Linked DNA regions of Homo sapiens: region 1 is linked to region 2. The links are chromatin loops, found by intact Hi-C in ENCODE. Cell type or tissue: B cell. All regions are shown on one strand. Links, peaks and the distances in the headings refer to the core of each region. The heading gives the core; the rest is flanking DNA. Region 1 overlaps PASK (PAS domain containing serine/threonine kinase). Region 2 overlaps SNED1 (sushi, nidogen and EGF like domains 1).

Evidence for each region. A loop is a pair of places that touch in the nucleus more often than their neighbours do. Peaks named below come from ENCODE experiments on the same cell type or tissue, not always from the same donor. Only the 100,000 strongest peaks of a DNase experiment are listed, where the experiment ranks them.
Region 1: it touches region 2 in a loop (8-fold over the local background); 4 of 110 quality-filtered maps call a loop at or near these places.

The regions. Positions count from the first base shown.
Region 1 is chr2:241,107,642-241,117,430 of GRCh38, forward strand. It overlaps PASK (PAS domain containing serine/threonine kinase), which reads right to left. Exons shown (of 18, transcript NM_015148.4): 13 at 7,647-7,772; 14 at 7,402-7,536; 15 at 4,599-4,798; 16 at 526-659. Among named protein-coding and RNA genes, the nearest start is that of MTERF4, 10 kb to the left of the region's middle. RefSeq lists enhancers at 3,438-3,737, 4,008-4,057. In B cell, for the core only: no CTCF peak of the experiment used is centred there; DNase peaks (open chromatin) are centred at 1,062, 3,270, 3,880, 5,180 and 1 weaker place; H3K4me3 peaks cover 823 bases; H3K27ac peaks cover 4,811 bases.
Region 2 is chr2:241,031,988-241,041,821 of GRCh38, forward strand. SNED1 (sushi, nidogen and EGF like domains 1) reads left to right here. Exons shown (of 32, transcript NM_001080437.3): 3 at 1,748-1,888; 4 at 2,581-2,743; 5 at 4,803-4,928; 6 at 5,253-5,366; 7 at 8,088-8,201; 8 at 8,313-8,426. SNED1-AS1 (SNED1 antisense RNA 1) reads right to left here. Exons shown (of 3, transcript NR_187212.1): 2 at 1,514-1,616. Among named protein-coding and RNA genes, the nearest start is that of SNED1-AS1, 27 kb to the right of the region's middle. RefSeq lists enhancers at 2,113-3,056, 3,057-3,998, 3,999-4,942, 9,372-9,421. In B cell, for the core only: no CTCF peak of the experiment used is centred there; DNase peaks (open chromatin) are centred at 2,554, 3,654, 4,274, 4,714 and 1 weaker place; H3K4me3 peaks cover 2,377 bases; H3K27ac peaks cover 2,946 bases.

The sequences.
Region 1 (9,789 bases), core at 1-8,000, 75 kb after region 2:
TGTGCTTGGACAGAAGCTGCAGGAAACATTCATTGCCTCTGAAATGAAAGCTTGGAGTTCAAGATGCCATCCCACTCAACCAAAATCCAGGTGGTGCAGAGGTTCCTAACTGCTCTATTCTCAGGGGCTCTGGCAATGCAGAGCTGTGAATAACGCAGGGTTAACATGACAGGTGAGGGGATGCCAGCACAAGCTGAGAGAAGCCCCCAGCCTTGCATCTGGATTCGGGCCCCAGTTCCTTTAACCATGTAGGCACCAAGTCAACAGGGCCACTTGGAGCCTCCCTGTCCTGACTGCAAGTGTGTTTCTCACAAGAGGGCCTCTAAGATCCAAAGAGGAACATTAACAAAAACTAAATTATCAAGATGTTTTAAAGTCATATGCAAATTATTTGATGAATAGAAAAGAAACAAATGAGACTGTTGATATGGACAGAGATACACTGAGGAATGAGGAAATGGGAAAAAAAAGTGGCTGGTCTCTAAGGACAGTGTCGACTGTCTACCACTTGCAGCTCACGCTCACCTTTGGACACCAGGTATGGCGGGTGTATGGCAGCCTCCACGGTCTCCTCCAGCTCACAGAAGGGGTTCTCCTCAAAGACCAGCGTGTACAGAGTGACTCCCAGAGACCACATCTCCAGCTCCGGCCCTCTGTAGCTGTGAGGAGGAGGAGGCATCAGGACGCCACGGCACTCAGCGCAGGCTTGCCAAGCCCGCCCATGGGAAGCACCATGGCCCTTCCCGACCAGCACACAGGCCAGGCAGTGGTTTCCCAAGAGGAGGGTCACTCCACCCCTCAAACACGCCCTCCATTTCCACGCACTTCTGCCCCAGGCCAGCCAGCAGGCCATGTGCCAGGAGTGGAGAGGCCATCGGGCAGCTCCGAGGCTAATCAGGAACTTCCTTGTGGACACCAACCACAAGACGTGTCTACCAGAGGGGGGAGCGGGGGGAGGGCTTCCTGGAGGAAGCAGAGTACACGTCCATTGGCTTTGCTGAGGGCCACGGGAGCTGCAGGCCACTTCAGAACAGGGTCACGTGCCCTTCAGACGTGATCAGGCATGTTCACGATCTTGGTGTGAACGGGCTTGGTGTGACCATGGACACACATGCCCTTTAGGAAGATGGCTGTGGCGACGATGTGAAGGGTGCTGCAGGACGAGACTGAACAGGGAAAAACACCGAAGGATGAAAGCAAACAAGAAGGACGTGGTGAAGGTGGGTGTTCACACAGTGGGCCAAATGGAGGAGCAAGCTTCAGGGAGAAGACACCCAAAGGACTATTGTTACTTCCTGTCGCCGTAAACATCCTCATCCACGCTACCATTTATTTCCTGTCACCGTAAACATCCTCATCCACGCTACCATTTATTTCCTGTCACCGTAAACATCCTCATCCACGCTACCATTTATTTCCTGTCGCCGTAAACATCCTCATCCACGCTACCATTTATTTCCTGTCACCGTAAACATCCTCATCCATGCTACCATTTATTTCCTGTCACCGTAAACATCCTCATCCATGCTACCATCTATTGGGTACCTAGAGATGCCAATGCTGTACCAGCATTTTACATGGCTTAACCCAAATCCTCACAACAACCTAGCAAGATAAATATGACTTTCATTTTGCACAGAAGAGCAAGGCTTGGTGAGGTGAAGTTGCTGCCAAGCACGCACCAGAGCCAGGTCACCAGCACCCACAGCCCTGCCCCTGCACTGGCCAAGGCCATGCGTCTCCAGGTCCGCAGCTGGGGGTCTGTCCCCAGAAGAGGTCTGGGAAGCAGCAGCCTGTTCTCAGAACCAGAATTAGACAAGGGAGCCAAGAGAAACCACAGCAGTGAGAAGAGTGGCACGGACAGAGCCCCGGGCTGGACTCGGAGAAGAGGGGCTGGGAGGGAGGGGAGGGGAGGGGAGGGGAGGGCTCAAGAGGGCAGATCACAGAGGCCAGAGCAGCAGCGTGGGTGAAAGTCGGGCCCCCAGGCTGAGTCAGCAGGGTGGTGGGGTGGCTAGCACAGACCGCAGGGAAGCTGAGCGGACGGATGAGAGCTGTAGGGGCTAGAGCAAGAAAATCAGTTTCAGCAGTTTTTGTTTTTGTGTTGTTTCTGTTTTTTAGAGAGATTTCAAGATGTTTAGAAGCTGAAGAGAAATATCCAATAGAACAGAACAGAGGTTGGCAAACTTTTCCTGTGAAGGGTCAAATAGTAAATATTTCAGGTTTTGGGCCACATGGTCCCCACTGCAACTCAACTCTGTCATGTAGGACAAAGGCAGCTACAGACGACACATAAGCAAATGAGCACAGCTCCATTCCAATAAAACTTTATTTATAGAAACAAGAGGCAGGGGATGTTTGCACACACGTTTGTAGCAGCATCACGAACAACATAAAGATGGAAGCAAAAGGTAGAAGCAACACAAATGTCCACTGACAGATGAATAAGTACAGCATATCCAGAAAACGCAATCAAATTCAGCCTTGAAAAGGAAGATGCTGGCACAGGCCACAACATGGATGGACCTTGAGGACTTTATGCAAAGTGAAATAAGCCAGTCACCAAAAGGCAAATGCTGTACGATTCCACGTATAGGAGGTCCCTAGAGTAGTCAGATTCATAGAGAAAATAGCAGAATGGCAGCTGCCAGGGCCTGAGGAAGGGGAAGAGGGACCTAAGGCCACAGTCTGCCGACCCTGGAGTAGACGGAGATGAAGATGACAAGACAGAAGCCAGGGCCCTGAGGATGGGATTGAGAATAAGAACTCAGAAACCCTTTCATCCAGGGAGATGGGGAGAGGACGCAGGAGGGAGGAAGGAGCTCCTGAGAGGAGGCCTGCAGCCCCGCAGGCCCAGGAGCAGTACACCGCTCACAGCCAGAAAGGAGAGGCCAGGAGGCAGGGCAGAGCCCTGGCAGGGCAGGCGCTCAGGGAGAGGGTGGGAGCCACAGCTCTGGGAGGCAGGGCCAAGGTGGCCAAGCAGCACTGAGCTCTCGCCCAGGTTGGATCCCCCCTGCACCCTCCCCAAGCTTCACGGCCTGGGTACAGGAAGGGGTGACAAGCCATGCAGCAGGCATCATGGGTCAGTGGACAGGGGACAGGCAGTTCCCTCCAGCACGGAGGGCACGACAACCACTGCAGGGCAGGCAGAGCCCACCAGCGCCCACCAGGCTCTAGGGCAACCAAACTAGATCTGAAGGGAAACTCCACGGCCCTTCTTAGACCAACCCCCTTCGATATTTCACGCTGTTTGGTGGCTCTGAAGATGCATGGAGGTTCTAGCGGGGAAGAGCCCATTTTCACTTCCTCCATACTCTGCACACAGGGCATCCAGGCCCAGAAGAGCTCAACGCTGCCTGGCATGGAGAGGTTGGCGCAGGCTGAGGCTGCTGGGCTCTGAGGACTCAGGGTGTGCAGCCTGGAACCTGCACCTCCTAATGAAATATGGCCTAAGCAGACACCAGGATCCAGAGCCCAGCCACTCCTCTCCCCAATGCTGAGGCCCTCCCGAGAGCCCAAGGCACGGCATGGAGCTCGTGCGTGACTGCGAGCAAATGCCCTGGCCTCAGGCCACCAGGTCAGGTGCAGCAGGTCTGTGAGGGACCCCGTGTGCCTCTCCTGTGGGGGCAGCATCAGCTTCCCTCCTAGAGAACCACATGGAGCAGATATGGGCGGTGCAGCAGAGCACTGCAGCAGAGGGCCAGGAGGGTCCAAGCAGTGCTGTGATCATCCGACTCTCTAACCATGAACTCACCTAGAGATGCATTCCAACCACACCTCTCTAAAATACATGTAGGTGTTAGTGGAAAACACCTGCTATCTATTTCTGACTTAATAAAGTCTATTTCATACACATAGACACATTTGGTTTACAGGCAGATGAGACAGTGATCGGGCACGTCAGCAGACAGTCTCCACTCAGGCCCTACAAATGAACCACAATCTTCCTTTCCGTTTTGCTTTCCTCTCTAAAGTCCCCCGAGAGGAGGCCCTGCCCAGGCCGGCCCCCGACTCACAGGCTCCCCAGACTGCAGAGATGCAAACTCAGCCACACACCCAAGGACGCCGCTTCTCCCCACAGCAGAGCAGAGGCTCAGCTGGCCCACTCCAGTGACATGGAGTCTGGCTGGTCAGCGACAGCCCCTCCAGCCAAGGGCTCCACCTTCAGCACGAATCCTCTGCCTCGGGACTTTCTCTAGTGCTTGATTTCTTGTATGGTCAGCCCCGCGGTATTTTATTGAAATAGATATTATTCCTGTCATCAAAATAAATAAACCTAACTAAAAAGAATCCTCTTCACTTATTTGAAGAGTGCCATTTTGGGGGACTCTTCAATATTTTTCTTGGCTTTTTATTATATGAAACTCCAAACAAATAAAAGCTGAGAAAATAAAATTATTAACTCCTATATCCATCGCCCAGTGCCTTTGCCCAATATGACCTTGCCTGCCTGCCCACTTACTTTCCAGCATATCACCCTGACCACTCAACACTCATCACAAAGAGGCACAAAGGAAGCCATTTTCCCACCCAAAATCAAGCCACCCTCAGGGTCCTGACAGAGGACACGAGGACGGGCCGCACCGCAGCCGCATACGTACGGATTCCCCATGAGAACTTCCGGTGCACAGTACTCGATGGTCCCACAAAAAGTATAAAATAATTTTCCCCTTTCCAAGTAGGCGGCCGAGCCAAAGTCTATCAGCTTGATTGTGAAGTCCTCGGCGATCACGATGTTCTCATCCTTGATGTCACGGTGGATGATGTCCTTCAAGCGCAGGTATCCCACTGCTGACACTAGCTGGAATCAGGAGGCCAGAGGGGGCTTTTTAAAAAAGCAATTCAACTAAAATATGCATTTAAAATAAACTGGAACAAAAAAAAACACAAAGAAAAAATAAACCTCCGACTCATAATGAACTGGGGACAGGAAAGATTTTTCAATGCTGAAGATATGATTGGAAGCAAACAGGAAACAAAGCCCTTCAGGAGGCGTGTTCACTGGGGATGGCCACGTTAGCCGGCAAGGTGGCAACATCAATGAGACTCGTGAGTTCTGTTTGCTGCTGAGAAAAGCTTCCCAGCAGACACTCGCCCCCACCAACGCACACCATGCCTATTTCAGGAGGAAAGACAGGCCACAAAGCCACAGCTCAAAGACACTCATGGTGGGCAAGTGAATGGGTGCAGGTTTGGTGTTAAGTGGGAAGTACCCAAGAGAAAGCACCAAGTCGATAACCTCAGCTCACAGGGAGGGAAAGTGACTTGCCCAGAGTTCAGGCAGCAATTTGGGGCAGAGCTGGGAGCACAGCCTCAGTGGCTTCTCAGAGAGCAGCATGACGTATCAGCCATCCTTTCCCCAAATGTGTGGCTACTCAATGATGCAGACTTAAAGCAGTTACACTGGAAACGGGCTTCGTTCCCACGGAGGTGCAGCTGCAGTGCTCCACTGCCTGCCCACTCTGCCTCTCCAATAACAGAGGCCAGCAACATCGGCCTTTCAGTTTAGCTCAACTAGGATGAATTAAACGTCTGACTGTCATAATTTGGACACCCATTATACCAATCAACTTAGTGACTTCATGGATGTATCATGTTGATCTTTTGAGACAAATTTATATTTACAAATGAGTATCTTTCAAATCAGGAGCAATAATCACAGGTTAGCTAAGCCCGATTAACTTACATTTAATAAATATACGCATATTTATACACATATATACAAACATATACATACCTGCATATTTATATATACATACCTGCATATTTATATATACATACCTGCATATTTATACATACATTTAGATACATACATGTGCACATATATACACACCTGCATACACACGTGTGCATACCTATACACATAACATATACTTGTACATAGGTACACACATAAATACACATATACAAGCATGCATGCATACATACTTACATATATATGTAGATATATACAAATCAGTCAGGATCCAATCAGGAGACAGAAATCACACATGAACTTGAACATGGAAAGTTTCATTAAGATTTATTAACTAGTACTGAGAGATTAACCACAAAGGGCTAAAGAGCGACTTGAAGAAAGCTGCTCTTCCTGCAGATGCTTCTGTGCCCTGGACTGGCCATGCTGCCCTGGAGCGGCCTGAACCAAGCCAGGGCTGTTCCCAGGCCCAGCTCCCCGACCCCGCTGCTGAGCAGGTCCTGATGAATCTGGAGCTGACAGGCAATGCCCTGAGAACCAGCATGATTCCTACATACATTGATGTGCGATCATATACTTTATAAAATTGTGCATCTGTATTTACATAGAATAACATTTATGTCTATATATTTACAAAAGGGGTAGAGATTCTTTTGGCAAAAATTTTAGAGTATAAACACCATAATTATGTGTCTCACTAGCCCCAGAATTAACAGCTGTCAGGCAGCAGCTTTTAACAAGCGACCCTCAACATAACCTCATACAGATACTCTGTTTGCTGTAAAAAGTTTCAGAAACAAGTGTTGGCCACAAACTAAAGGGAGGACGTCACCTTCCAACACAGGAAGAGGGAGAGAGGTGACCCTTTTTTGCAGAACCATAATATCTGAAACTTACAAGTAGGAGCCTGAGAAACTAAACTTCGGAAACCCAACAACCCGAGAGTGTGTAGCTTTAAGGAAGAAATGTTGATTCACGGAAGCTGTCATTAGAAATCGAGTTGTCCCCAGCAAACAATCCAAGAGCAAATGTGAGTTGTCTACACAGCCCTTTGCTGGTATTTCTCCAGTTCTTCTGGGGGAGCTGGGAGCAGTACAGGATGGAACCGCCACCCTCTCCTTAAAACCCAACACGAGTTACCGTTTCTTCCCCCTGTCCCTCTGCTAGGGTGCCTTCCTATTTGGATCATCACTCTCCCATTCCAATAAAATAATGGCCGAAGTTCAATATGTAATTAGACACGAAACAGATCAAGACAAATACTTACTGAAAAGTGAGAATGTCAGGATCTCAGTTTTGCTGGTTAATTACCTCAACAGCCACCATTTAGTGGGCACTTACAACCTGCAGGCCGCTGTGCCGCACACATGCCTTTGAGACGCTCTCTGGCTGCATCCTAACCCTTACTGGTTAATTTTTATGATTGTTGTGGATATTTTATGTATGTAAATAAACCTTAACCATTAAACATACTTTCTCAGTCATTCCAGGACTGTATCTGGCCTCATCCTTCCTTCCCAACCTCACTTTCTCTACTTCAATCATAGAATTTTCTTCTCAAAATATATATCCTACTCCATGAAATCCCCACACAGAAGGCTAGATCCAGCTCAGAGAGAGAACCGAGTATGGATCACTGATCTTTGCAGCCACCGGACCCAGGCACCCAGGCCTGCGTTCACACTAACACGGCTCTGGCCTGCTCTCACTTGTCGGAAGATGTAGCTCGCCAGGGGCTCATCCAGCCTGGGGTGGCGGTCGATGAAAGCGAAGAGGTCTAGGCCGGAGCCGTGCTTCTCCATCACAAGCTGGAAGAACCCTTGGTTTTCAAATATATCCAATACCTAGGAAGAGACAAAGCCAAGTCCAACTCTACCAAAACATCTTCAAGTCAACAAATTGAAGACATTTGACATGAGCCAAGTTAGGGTATCTCTGAAGAGGAAACCATCACCTTGATGATATTGGCGTGCTCCACCCTGGATAGAATTGCGATCTCTAAAGTAACTTTCCCAAGTTTGGGATCCTCAATCCAACAATCCTCCAAGACCTTCTCCTTCTTAATAAACTTCACCACCACCTGTGAGGAAGACAGAGCGTAGTGGAAATAGCTGGAGCCAGTCCTCAAGCATCCCATTGCACCAGGGCCACCCAGTCCTCAAGCATCCCATTACACCAGGGCCACCCGGTCCTCAAGCATCCCATTACACCAGGGCCACCTGGTCCCCAAGCATCCCATTACACCAGGGCCACCCGGTCCCCAAGCATCCCATTACACCAGGGACACCCAGTCCTCAAGCATCCCATTACACCAGGGACACCCGGTCCTCAAGCATCCCATTACACCAGGGCCACCCAGTCCTCAAGCATCCCATTACACCGGGGCCACCCGGTCCCCAAGCATCCCGTTACACCAGGGGCCACCGGTCCTCAAGCATCCCATTACGCCAGGGCCACCCGGTCCCCAAGCATCCCGTTACACCAGGGGCCACCCAGTCCTCAAGCATCCCATTACGCCGGGGCCACCCGGTCCCCAAGCATCCCGTTACGCCAGGGGCCACTCGGTCCTCAAGCATCCCGTTACACCAGGGGCCACCATCAGTCCTCAAGCATCCCATTACGCCGGGGCCACCTGGTCCTCAAGCATCCCATTACACCAGGGGCCACCATCGGTCCTCAAGCATCCCATTACGCCAGGGCCACCCAGTCCTCAAGCATCCCATTACACCAGAGACACCCAGTCCTCCAGCATCCCATTACACCAGGGACACCCAATCCTCAAGCATCCCATTACACCAGGGCCACCCAGTCCTCAAGCATCCCATTCCACCAGGGCCACCCAGTCCTCAAGCATCCCATTACACCAGGGCCACCATTGGTCCATGCGGCAGACACATCCCCTGCATTTACCTCCCCTAAGTCCCACGGACATGAAAGAAGAAACAAAGTGATAAACGCCTGCAGCACAAGGAAGCACAGAAGGGGGTCAGCAGCTGACCAGAAATGCAGCGTCATTACTGCCCATTCTGTAAGGTGGACAGATGGGTGAGATGGAGAATCCAGGTGGAGCTGAGGGAGCCATAACCTGGGCTGGAGAGAGGGCCCCAGAGGCCTCAGGGCATGTGCCCCGGAGAACATCCACGTCACCCCGACTTCTCAACCAAGGACTGGAAAGCCCTGGCCAAGAGAATAAACGAAGAAGCCAGAAAACTAGAAAATACAAAGAAAAGCTATCACTCTTAGACATGTTTTCAACATTGACTCTGAGATTAATCAGACTTTAGCAAGACTGACAGACATAAGGTAAATATAAGAAAAACAGTGCTACCACAGTCAATGATAGTCAAAGTGTAACAGAAAAAGATACCATTCACAAAAGAAAGAACACTGCAAGTCGCTGAAAATCTGGTCGCCCAACACAACGCCTGCTGCTACGTGGGTGTCGGCACGCAGCTGAAGGAGCGATGGGCAACCCAGCGGGTGCCAACCACAGGATGGGCCTGTTCAGGTGTCAGGAAGAGATGCTGAGTGAGATCACGCACCAAGGAACGATGAGTGCCAAGAAGGAAAAAAAGATGGGGCAGGAAGTGCCGCGGGGGTGCAGCCCCTGCGAGGTGCATGGGATAGGGAGTGAGTCCCGGGAAGGCAGCTTCTGAGCGCCTCGGGGAAGGCCCTCCAGGCAGAGGGCAGCGGGAGCACAGGACTGTGGCAGAGCGCACCTGAGCTGTGAGGAGGTGTGAGGGAGGCGGGGGGCTGGGCAGGCAACGTAAGTGGGCATCGGGAGGGCATCGGGGCCAGGGCGGGAGCAGGAAGAATCATCGGAGCCTGGGCAACATCCAGGCCTCTCACCGTCATCAGGAGAGAAGGGGGCAACTTGGGTGCCAGCCTGTGAGAGGTGAAAGGAGACAAATTCTGAAGACCCTTTGACGGGAGGGTCACTATGGCCCAAAAGGCCAGAAGTGAGACTGAGGGAAAGCAAGAAGACGAGGGGAAGCAGGCTGTGGTCCTGAGGAGCAAAAGAAGGGCCTGCTGAGATGTGGCAGAGCTCCAGAAGCCTCCGGGAGGGCGGGAGCCCTGACACTCTAGGTGAAGAGGCC
Region 2 (9,834 bases), core at 864-8,863:
TCCTGTCCTGGTACACATGTTTAGAAGGGAGATTGCCACCTGCAGAATTCCAGTTTTCCTCTCAAAAATCTACATATTCAGGCAGGGTGCGATGGCTCACCCCTGTAATTCCAGCACTTTGGGAGGCCAAGTCAGAGGGATCACCTGAGGTCAGGAGTTTGAGATCAGCCTGGCCAACATGACGAACTCCCCTCTCTACTAAAAATACCGAAGTCAGCCGGGTGTGATGGCGGGTGCCTGTAATCCCAGCTACTCGGGAGGCTGAGGCAGGAGAATTGCTTGAACCCGGGAGGCAGAGGTTGCAGTGAGCCGAGATCATGCCACTGCACTCCGGCCTGGGTGACAGAGGGAGATTCCATCTCAAATAAAAAAAAAAAATCTACACGTTCATACTCGGAGCCACATTTAGAAGTGCCAGTTTCCATTGTTCAGTTCCCACCTATGAGTGAGAACGCTTGGACACAGGAAGGGGAACATCACACACCAGGGCCTGTCGTGGGGTGGGGGGGTCGGGGGAGGGATAGCATTAGGAGACACACCTAATGTAAATGACTAGGTAATGGGTGCAGCACACCAACATGGCACATGTATACATATGTAACAAACCTGCACGTTGTGCACATGTACCCTAGAACTTAAAGTATAATAAAAAATAAAAAATAATAAAAAAAGTGCTGGTTTCCTTGCACCCCAGCTGTCATTTTCCAACTTTGCCAACTCAATAGACAAAACAATGAGTGCTACTTTTTAACTTACATATCTTTAATTTCTAGGGGTGCTGAATTTGTTCTAATATTATTGGTTACTTGTATTCTACTGTGATGTGTCTCTTCATACCCTCTGACATTTTTTCTGTAATACTTTTGGTCTTTTTCTTATTGATCTGTAGTTCTTGAATTAAGGGTCTCGATAATTTTATCTGCTGTATGCGTTATAAATAGGTTTTTCACATTGCTGTTTGCCATTCAATTTGATCTTATGGATTTTTTTAAGTATTCGGAAGCCCTTTGCAGTCAAATGTTTAATTCTCCCTTTTGGTTTTTGCTGTGAACAAACATCACACTTAAAAGTCCTTTCCCTTTCCTGAGTTATACATATATGCCTGTATTTTCTTCTAGGACTTTTCTTTCACTTTAAAACCTTATTTGATTTGGGATTACTTTTTGTGTGTGGTGAAAGGCAGGACCCTGATCTGATTCTTTTTCAGGGGGTTTCCTGTTTGTCCCAAGATCATTTCTTAAACAGTCCCGATCCTTTGCTTGATTCTCATCTGGCGTACCTCATCTGTACGCTGCCTGCCAATATTTCCTTGCAGTAGAATTCTGTGAAAACCATAAGGCCTGACTGTTAAACGCTGCAGCACGGCTCTTCCTTGCTTCTTTTTACCTTTCCTCTTTTCCTTTTTGCAATTTTGCTCATTTCACACAGGAGATTTTGTGGATCTGGCTAAGGGCAGGGGACAGTGTCTGCTCCCATCTGTGGGCCCCGCACCCACCCCAGGTGTTTCACTCACCCCAGCAATAGTTGTGGGTTGCAGACGGCCTCTGCTGAGTGGCAGGCGCTGGGAGACAGCAGAGGATGAGGCCACCAAGGTCCTGCCTCGGCTGCCCGTCCAGCTGGAAGACACAGACATTGAGCAAGCCAGGGGCCCAGTGGACAATGACAGTGCACCAGGATGGTGGACAGGGCAGGGCTTCCCTGGGCCAAGGGGAGTGCAGGGCCCTGTTCAGCCCCCTCTCCCCGGCAGGTCAACACATTCCAGACTGTGCTCATCACAGACGGCAAGCTCTCCTTCACCATCTTCAACTATGAGTCCATCGTGTGGACCACAGGCACACACGCCAGCAGCGGGGGCAACGCCACTGGCCTCGGGGGCATCGCAGCCCAGGTAGGCGAGTGCAGTCGGTGCTCTGTGTTCAGAACCCCTGCTCCCCACAGCCAGGACTGTCATGAGCTGATGAGGTAGGCAGGGGCTCACCATAGGCAGATCCCCCAGTACCGTGCAGAGGCCAACGAGAGACATCCACAACCATCCCTGAGGCCTCTCACTGCCCAAAAACAGAAACATCCTCAGGCCCAAAGGCACCTTTGTCCCCCTGACCTGCCCCGCCCTGCCCCTGCAGTCCCCTTTAACAGCTGCAACAGCAACAGAAATGTCCTCTGCTCCTTGTGCCCTGCAGTCTGGCCTAGCCAGTGACACAAGGGACCACAGCCGGCAGGAAACCCCGGGTGTGGAGGGAATGAAACAGGACAATGGCCACAGGGTCAGTGCTCCCCAGGCCCGAGAGTGCCTTTGGGCTGTGCGCACCCCCACTCACCTCCTGGCCACCTGCTTTCTCTTGGGTTCATACTTGCCCCTGGCCCCAGGGGAGGCCCAAGAGCCCAGAGGTGAGCTGCCGGAGGACTGGGCTGGGGAGCCAGGGCCAGCCCTCTCCTTGGCTCCCAGGAACGGTTGGCTGAGGTCAGGACCTGGCTGGGAGGTTGCCGACCCTGGCAGGAACATGGTGGGGGCAGGGTAACCCCCACCTCTGTAGACCTGGGGAACTGGCCTCCCTCACTCTGCCCCCACCCCACCCCCAGGCTGGCTTCAACGCAGGCGATGGGCAGCGTTACTTCAGTATCCCCGGCTCGCGCACAGCAGACATGGCCGAGGTGGAGACCACCACCAACGTGGGTGTGCCCGGGCGCTGGGCGTTCAGAATCGATGATGCCCAGGTGCGCGTGGGGGGCTGCGGCCATACAAGTAAGAGGACAGAGGAGCAGCTTGGGGTGGGAGCGGGCTGAGGAAGGGGGTTGATGGCAGAGGAGAGGTGGAGACGAAGGGGGCTGGATGCTGACGGGGAGAGCAGGAGCACTTGGGTGTCCAGCCCAGCCCACCTCAGGCGTGTGAAACTAAGGAAAGCCTGGCTGGTCCTGCAGCCTCAGCTTCCCCTAGAGAAGACCCCACACACACACTGCTCTGGGTTGGAGGGAACCCTCTGGAGACTGTGCCCTAGAGAAGATCCCGCACACACACTGCTGTGGGTTGGAGGGAACCCTCTGGAGACTGCGGGTTTCGGGGGTAAAGAGTTCTGGGTCCTCAGGGGAGGAGGAGCCCAGGGACACCTCTCCCTGGGACCATGTGGTCCCTACTCTCCCCTTATTCCCACCCAGCCTCCTGCCTGGGCTGGGGGAGGAGCAGCATGTGGTCTCTGACCCTCAGGGCCACCCATGAGGCAGGTCCTCTTACCACCCAGGTCCTCATTTTTGCCAGCGGGCTTGCTGCTTGGTGGGATTTGGTGACTGCTTGACAAACCCAAGCATCACGTCTACAGGGGAGTTCCAGGGGTCCTTCCAGCCCACAGTGCACAAACGGACGGGGTGGGTGTCCCTCCCAGGGGTGGGCACGTGGTTTGTGGGAACAGCCAGGGCGGCAGCAGAGCCATAGATGGTAGCCTTAGCCCTGCTGCTGTGCGGCCTTGGGAGCCAAGGAGCCTTCAGAAATCACTGCTTACACTTGGGGCGAGGGCAAGCGACTGATCCGCTCCACTGAGGGCGGCGCATCACAAGCCCTGCCAAGCCTGGGGCCGCAGTGAGGCTCGCACCGGGACCTGCCCCAGACTCGCCTCCCAGCCGCGAGCATCTAGGCTACGAGAGGGGAGAGGGGCCGCATCTCCGCAACACTGAGTCCCCAGAGAACACGACAGGGGTAGCAGATGCGCGCGCACCACTGTCGGGGCGGAGGCGGGGTGCAGGCGCGCCATGGGGTGGGGGATGAGGGGTAGAGAGTGTGGGGGTGGGGGATGGGGTATGCAGGTGCGCCACAGGGTTGGGGATGAGGGGTAGATGGTGTGGGGATGGGGGGTGCAGGCGCGCCACAGGGTTGGGAGTGAGGGGTAGAGGGTGTGGGAGGTGGGGGCGTGCCATGGGGTGGGGGGTGCAGGCGTGCCACGGGGTGGAGGGGTGGGGGGTGCAGGTGTGCCACGGGGTTGGAGGTGGGGCGTAGTAGGGGTGGGGGGCGGAGGCGCGTCACGGGGAGGGGAGTGGGGGGTGGAGGTGCGTCACGGGGTGGGTGGGGGGTGGAGGTGCGTCACAGGGTGGGGGGTGGGGGGTGGAGGCGCATCACGGGGTGGGGGTTGGGGAGTAGAGGCGCGCCACGGGGTGGGGAGAGCACCGCGCGCTCATGGGAAGAGGAAAGATGCAGTCGCAGGGCGGGAAGACCCATCTGAGGGCTGCAGGTGGTGCCGCGACGAAGGAGGCCCGAGGAGCCCGAGCTACCCACACACTGGGGCACGAACAGGCCCCCGCTTGCATCTGAGCTTAGGGAGTCCGGGCTCACGGGGCGGGGAGCCCAGAGCGGCCGCCCAGCATCCGAGGGACACAGCCCTCCTGCAGCCCCCAGCCACACCCCCTGCGTGGCCCGCCTTGTCCCAGAAACGCTGACATGACGGCTGAGTGCCAGCCTCGGGTTTTCCACGCCAGGAACCCTGGAGGGGAGGCGGAGTGTGCCAGTTTTTAGACCTGTCCACGGCAGCGCTGAGAGGGATGGAGGGGACGGGGTGCTGGTGTGAGTCGCTTCAGGGAGTCCGCCCCACACGAAGCCACCTCCCCAGAGGCCACGCCAACAGCACCGCCCCTGCTCCCCTGCTCCCCTGCTCCGACCTAAAGTGAAACCTGAAACCTGGCTGCTTTGCTGCGGTCACCCGGGCACCCAGAGGCCGACCTTTTGGGTCAGGGGAGGGAAGGGAGATGCGGATGGGAGTGGCTCTCCTGCCGAGTCCGGAGGCAGCGGCTGAGGCTCCAGCCCCTCCCTATGTCTGCAGCGTCCGTGTGCCTGGCCCTGCGCCCCTGCCTCAACGGCGGCAAGTGCATCGACGACTGCGTCACGGGCAACCCCTCCTACACCTGCTCCTGCCTCTCGGGCTTCACGGGGCGGAGGTGCCACCTGGGTGAGTGACTGGCCCAGGGCGGGACCACCCGCTGGCTGCGCTGGGCTCAGGAGGAGCACTGTAGGCTCCGCCAGTGGCCCTGGGCGCCCAGGGTCCCAGGTCAGGAGTCTCTGTCCCCAGGGTGTGGGTGACTTGCTTAGGGGACCACTGGGGACCAAAGGCCATGGCCCCCTGGAGTGAGCACCATGGGCGGGTGCAGTTGCTGCCCTCTCTGAGCCAATCTCGGGCTTGCTCCTCCTCCGTCCCCGGCCCAACCCGAGCCCTTAGAGAAAACTCCTCATCCGGGTTCCCGCCGCTGAGGCCTCAGCCTGCCCCATGTTTCAGACGTGAACGAATGTGCCTCCCAGCCCTGTCAGAATGGTGGGACCTGTACTCACGGCATCAACAGTTTCCGCTGCCAGTGCCCGGCTGGCTTTGGGGGACCCACCTGTGAGACAGGTAAGAGGAACCCACCGGGGCCCACGGGGCCCTGCTGGGGGCAGGATAGCGGGAGACACAGCTGGACAAGGCTGAGGTCTTGGAAGGTCCAGCAGCTGTGCATGCTGCAAGGTAGACAGCCCAGAGAAGCCACCCTCGAGGAGTGGAGGAGCCCAGATGCCCAGGGAAAGGCCCATATCTGGGTAGGGGGCAGGAGCCATGACCAGTCACACAGGCTTCCTAGACCATGGCATTCGGACCAGGGATGGGGCCTCAGAACAGGCCAGTGCCCAGGTCCCAAACCAGGCCAGGATCAGGGTCAGACAGGCACCAGAGCCCGGATGGGAGCCCGCTGGGGATGTGGTGGGGCCGTCAGACCCCCTCTCAGCCCAGGACCAGCTTGAGGGGAACGTGAAGTGCTTCTGGGGTCAGATGGGCTGGCTGTGGGGCAGGAAGGGCACAGCCACACGGTCCCTGCCGCTCCCTGCGGCTGCTCCTGGACGCTGTTTCTCTCCTGCCCCTGCCTTCAGGGAAAGGGGGTCTCACAGCCTAGGTGGGGCCTGGAGTCCCTCTCCATCCTCACTGCTGCTACCAAACCTCAGCTTGCCCTCCCAGTTCAGAGCCCAGCTCTTTCGAAGCAGTTGTCATCAGAGTCAGCCTCTACTTACTGCCCTTCCCCCGGCACCTCTTTAGGCCCCTCACCCATGCCCTTCACCCACCTGGTAAAGAAAGGTGGACCCCCCCCCAATTCCTGCTCTCCATCTCACCATAGGGCTCTGCTCAGGGAGCTTTGCAAAGGGAGCCCCTAAAATCAAAGCACCGTGACCTGCTGCTCCCCACCCAGCTCAGCCAGGTGTGCGTGTCCTGTGTGACAGTCGCTTACAAAAACATGTAATAGATTGTTTAGATCAATGCATTCAAATAGTGACTATATCAATATCTCAATCTAGAAAAAAACAATTCTTATCAGATATTTATGGTCATGGGAGGTTTTTTAAAGTACTTCCTTCCTGTGTTTACACATATTGGTATTGGAGAGAGCTATAGTTGAATGGCAGTAAGGGACTTTTGCACCTGAAAGTACATTAGAATGAAGTTCTGCAGGAATGCAATGGAAATGTGACTTCAAGGTCCAAAGCAGTGAAGCACAATTCCCACCTGGCGAGATGGGCTTGCCAGTGTGTTTACAGATCACACATAGGTGACAGCACAGTGACCCCAGTTATCCCTTGCTCCCCGAGCCCTGCCACTGTCTTCCCACAGCCAGTGTCGGAGCAAGCTCCATTCATAGGAGCCTTTCTTCATCCAGAAACTCCTGCCCTGCTTGCCCACGTGCTCTCAACGTGAGACGGGTGGGAGTCGGGCTTCTGTGGCATTGGTGCCGTGGCAGACTCAGCCCTGCAGGCGTCTGTCCCTTGGTAAAGGCCAGGGAGGCTGGCAGGATCTCCTTCCTCTTGCTCAGTGCTCTCCCTGTGCGGTGCTGGCCAGGGGCCTGGCTGCGGGAGGACCCAGGCCTATGATGAGGGTCCCCAAGGGTGACTGGGCAGAGCTTCCCAGGAATGGGCTGCTCCTCGGCTATGCCCCAGGCTCCAGGAGCCCCTCTGTGATGTGCAGCCTGGTGAGGTCCCCTAAGAGGGCTTGAGGCTTGGCGCCAGGAGGCTGGTTCAGGTCTTGGGTCTGCAGCATGTCAGTTGTACGTGTGGCCTCGGACCGTGAGCCTTCACTTTCTCAGTGCAGCTGTGGCACAAGCCTTGGGTACAAGCCTTCCCGCCTCGACCCCCCACAGGGGCTCCCTGATCTTGGAAGCCACCTTGGCCCCCAGAACCCATAACAGCAGGGGCGCCCGCAACTAAAGGCTAGGGTGTGCATGCTCCTCCACCTAGCGGAGTTGGGGTCAGGGAGACAGGGATCACCATGTCCCATCAGCCACCAAAGGGCTTTCACACCTCCTGGGGGAGTAGTCAGGCCCTCCTGTCTCCTTCCTATGCCAAAGAGAGGGCCCCACCATTCCCCCATGACTCCAGGGAGGGACACACGCTTTGGCTATCACTCTTGTTTCTGAGTTTGTTCTGGGTATGAGCTGTCAGTAAGACAGGGGATGTGGTTCTCCTCTGCGTCTGGCTCTGCTGGCCAGGGCAAAGGAGAGACCTGGGATGTGTGGGCCAGGTGCTCTGGACTCAAGGAGGGCCAGCATCCGGTGAGGAGGGAGGGCAGAGGGTGGGCTCCCCTAGCTCACTCCCACTCAGTAACTGGGGGCCAGAGTCCCTTTGCCCTGGCCGTTCCTGCACAGGCCACTGCCTGCCCCACCCAGCCTCTCGCCCCAGGGGCCACTCCTACACCCTGGGTGCTGCACACCCTTCCAGGCTCAGTCACAGCCTGCATCCTTGACCACAGCTCTTCTCACAGTCCACTTGGAATAAGAGCCACCTAGGGAGGGACCATCCCCCAAGAGTGGGAGTGATTTCCATGCACCCCCATTTGCCCCTGCCCAGCATACACACCCATCCCTCCATCCCAGGTTTGCTGAATTAGACCCAGTTCAGACAGAGCTTCGGGTGGCCAGTCAGGACTGCCTGGCCAGGCCTCTTTCTTGCCTGTCGCCCGCTCAGAAACCTGCCTGCCAGGCCCCCCTGCAATGTAAGCCAGTTGGGGGTGGGGCTCAGTGTACGTCCCAGGGGTTTCTGTCCCCTCAGGTAACCATAACTGGGAGTCCATCGTCCTGTCTACACCTCCTCACTCTAGCCCAATCCCCCTGTGACACCAAAGAGTGTCAACATGGTGGCCAGTGCCAGGTGGAGAATGGCTCTGCGGTGTGTGTGTGCCAGGCCGGATACACCGGAGCAGCCTGCGAGATGGGTGAGTGGCCTGGCTTCGGATTGGAGAGGGGCTCCTGCCCGTGGCCAGGTGCTGGGCACAGGGTGGTTGTGGCCTGGCTCAAGCCAAGCCCGCACCTCTGCTGCCCCTCAGATGTGGACGACTGCAGCCCTGACCCCTGCCTGAATGGAGGCTCTTGTGTTGACCTAGTGGGGAATTACACCTGCTTGTGTGCCGAGCCCTTCAAGGGACTTCGCTGTGAGACAGGTAACTGGCCAAGTGCCTGCAGGCCACCATGGCTGATGGTGGCTTTGTGCCGTGAACACCCCCATAGCCACTTTCCCCTTCCTTCCTTGCCATCTGACTCACCTCACACCTGTCTCTGGGGTGGGAGGATGCCTCTGCCCCCTTCCCACTCCCCAGCGCTTCCCGCTCAGCCTGGATCCTAAGCCACCAACTGCAGGGAAAATAGGAAGCAAAAGATGGATGCTGCCTCCAGGGTGCTGTGTGAGGCTGAGCAACCCCTTCCCCTCTCTGGGCCTTGGTTTCCATCTGTGAAATGCCAGGAGGGATGACAAAGTTCACAAGTCTCCTCTTCCAGCCTGGGTGACTCTTGACTTTTTTAACATCTTCCTCTCCTACTCTAGAACCCTCAGCACACAAGGGAAAGTAACGGGAATCAGAAAGAAAACTGACCTTTCACTATTTTCTATTCTATTTTGTGTTGTTTAACTGCTAGTTGTGACTTGTTAGAGGAATTAAAAGGCCAACTGGAGATTGCAGCCTACAGTATAAAAATGGCTTTCGTGTCTGATTGTTGCACCTGCCTCCAGAGGCTCACCCACTGTGCCGACTTCTGTGGACGCACCAGGTGCTGCTTCTCTCCAGGGAGATGCTAAAGACAAACTATTCAGGTTATTTTTAGTTTAAAAAATTCAGGAGGAAATTCTGTTTTACCCGTAAGACACAGAGGGTCATGGGCCCTCCATCAGTCTTTGCCGAGTGCATGGGAGGCCAGGGTGTGTCCTGAGGGGAGGGTGGGGCAGGAGCGGGAGGAGGCAGCCTCACCTATTTGGCTGCTTTAAAGTCACTGTTCCGTGTCACAGCTCACTTTGCCCAGATTGTTATCTAAATATCAATGTATTTCACTAAATTCATGTCAGGAAACGGATAAGTGGTTTCAAAAATTTTTTGCAAATAAACCGTGTTTTCTACAGAATAATGATGCAAGTAGAGTGAATAATAAGAAACAGACTGGCCGGGTGTGGTGGCTTATGCCTGTAATCCCAGCACTTTGGGAGGCTGAGGCGGGCGGATCACTTGAGGTCAGGAGTTCAAGACCAGCCTGGCCAACGTGGTGAAACCCCATCTGTACCAAAAATACAAAAGTTAGCCAGACGTGGTGCTGCATGCCTGTAATCCCAGCTACTCGGGAGGTTGAGGCTGGAGCATTGCTTGAACCCGGGAGGCAGAGGTTGCAGTGAGCTGAGATCGCACCACTGCACTCCACCCTGGGTAACAGAATGAGTGAGACTCTGTCTAAAAAAAAACAAAAGAGGAAGAAGAAAGAAACAACAGACTGACGGTGGTGCTAACGTAATGACTGATTGACTGTATTACAAGGCGCAGATGCTGACAGTCTAATCAGGTCTGACAGGAAGTGGGCCACAAATTG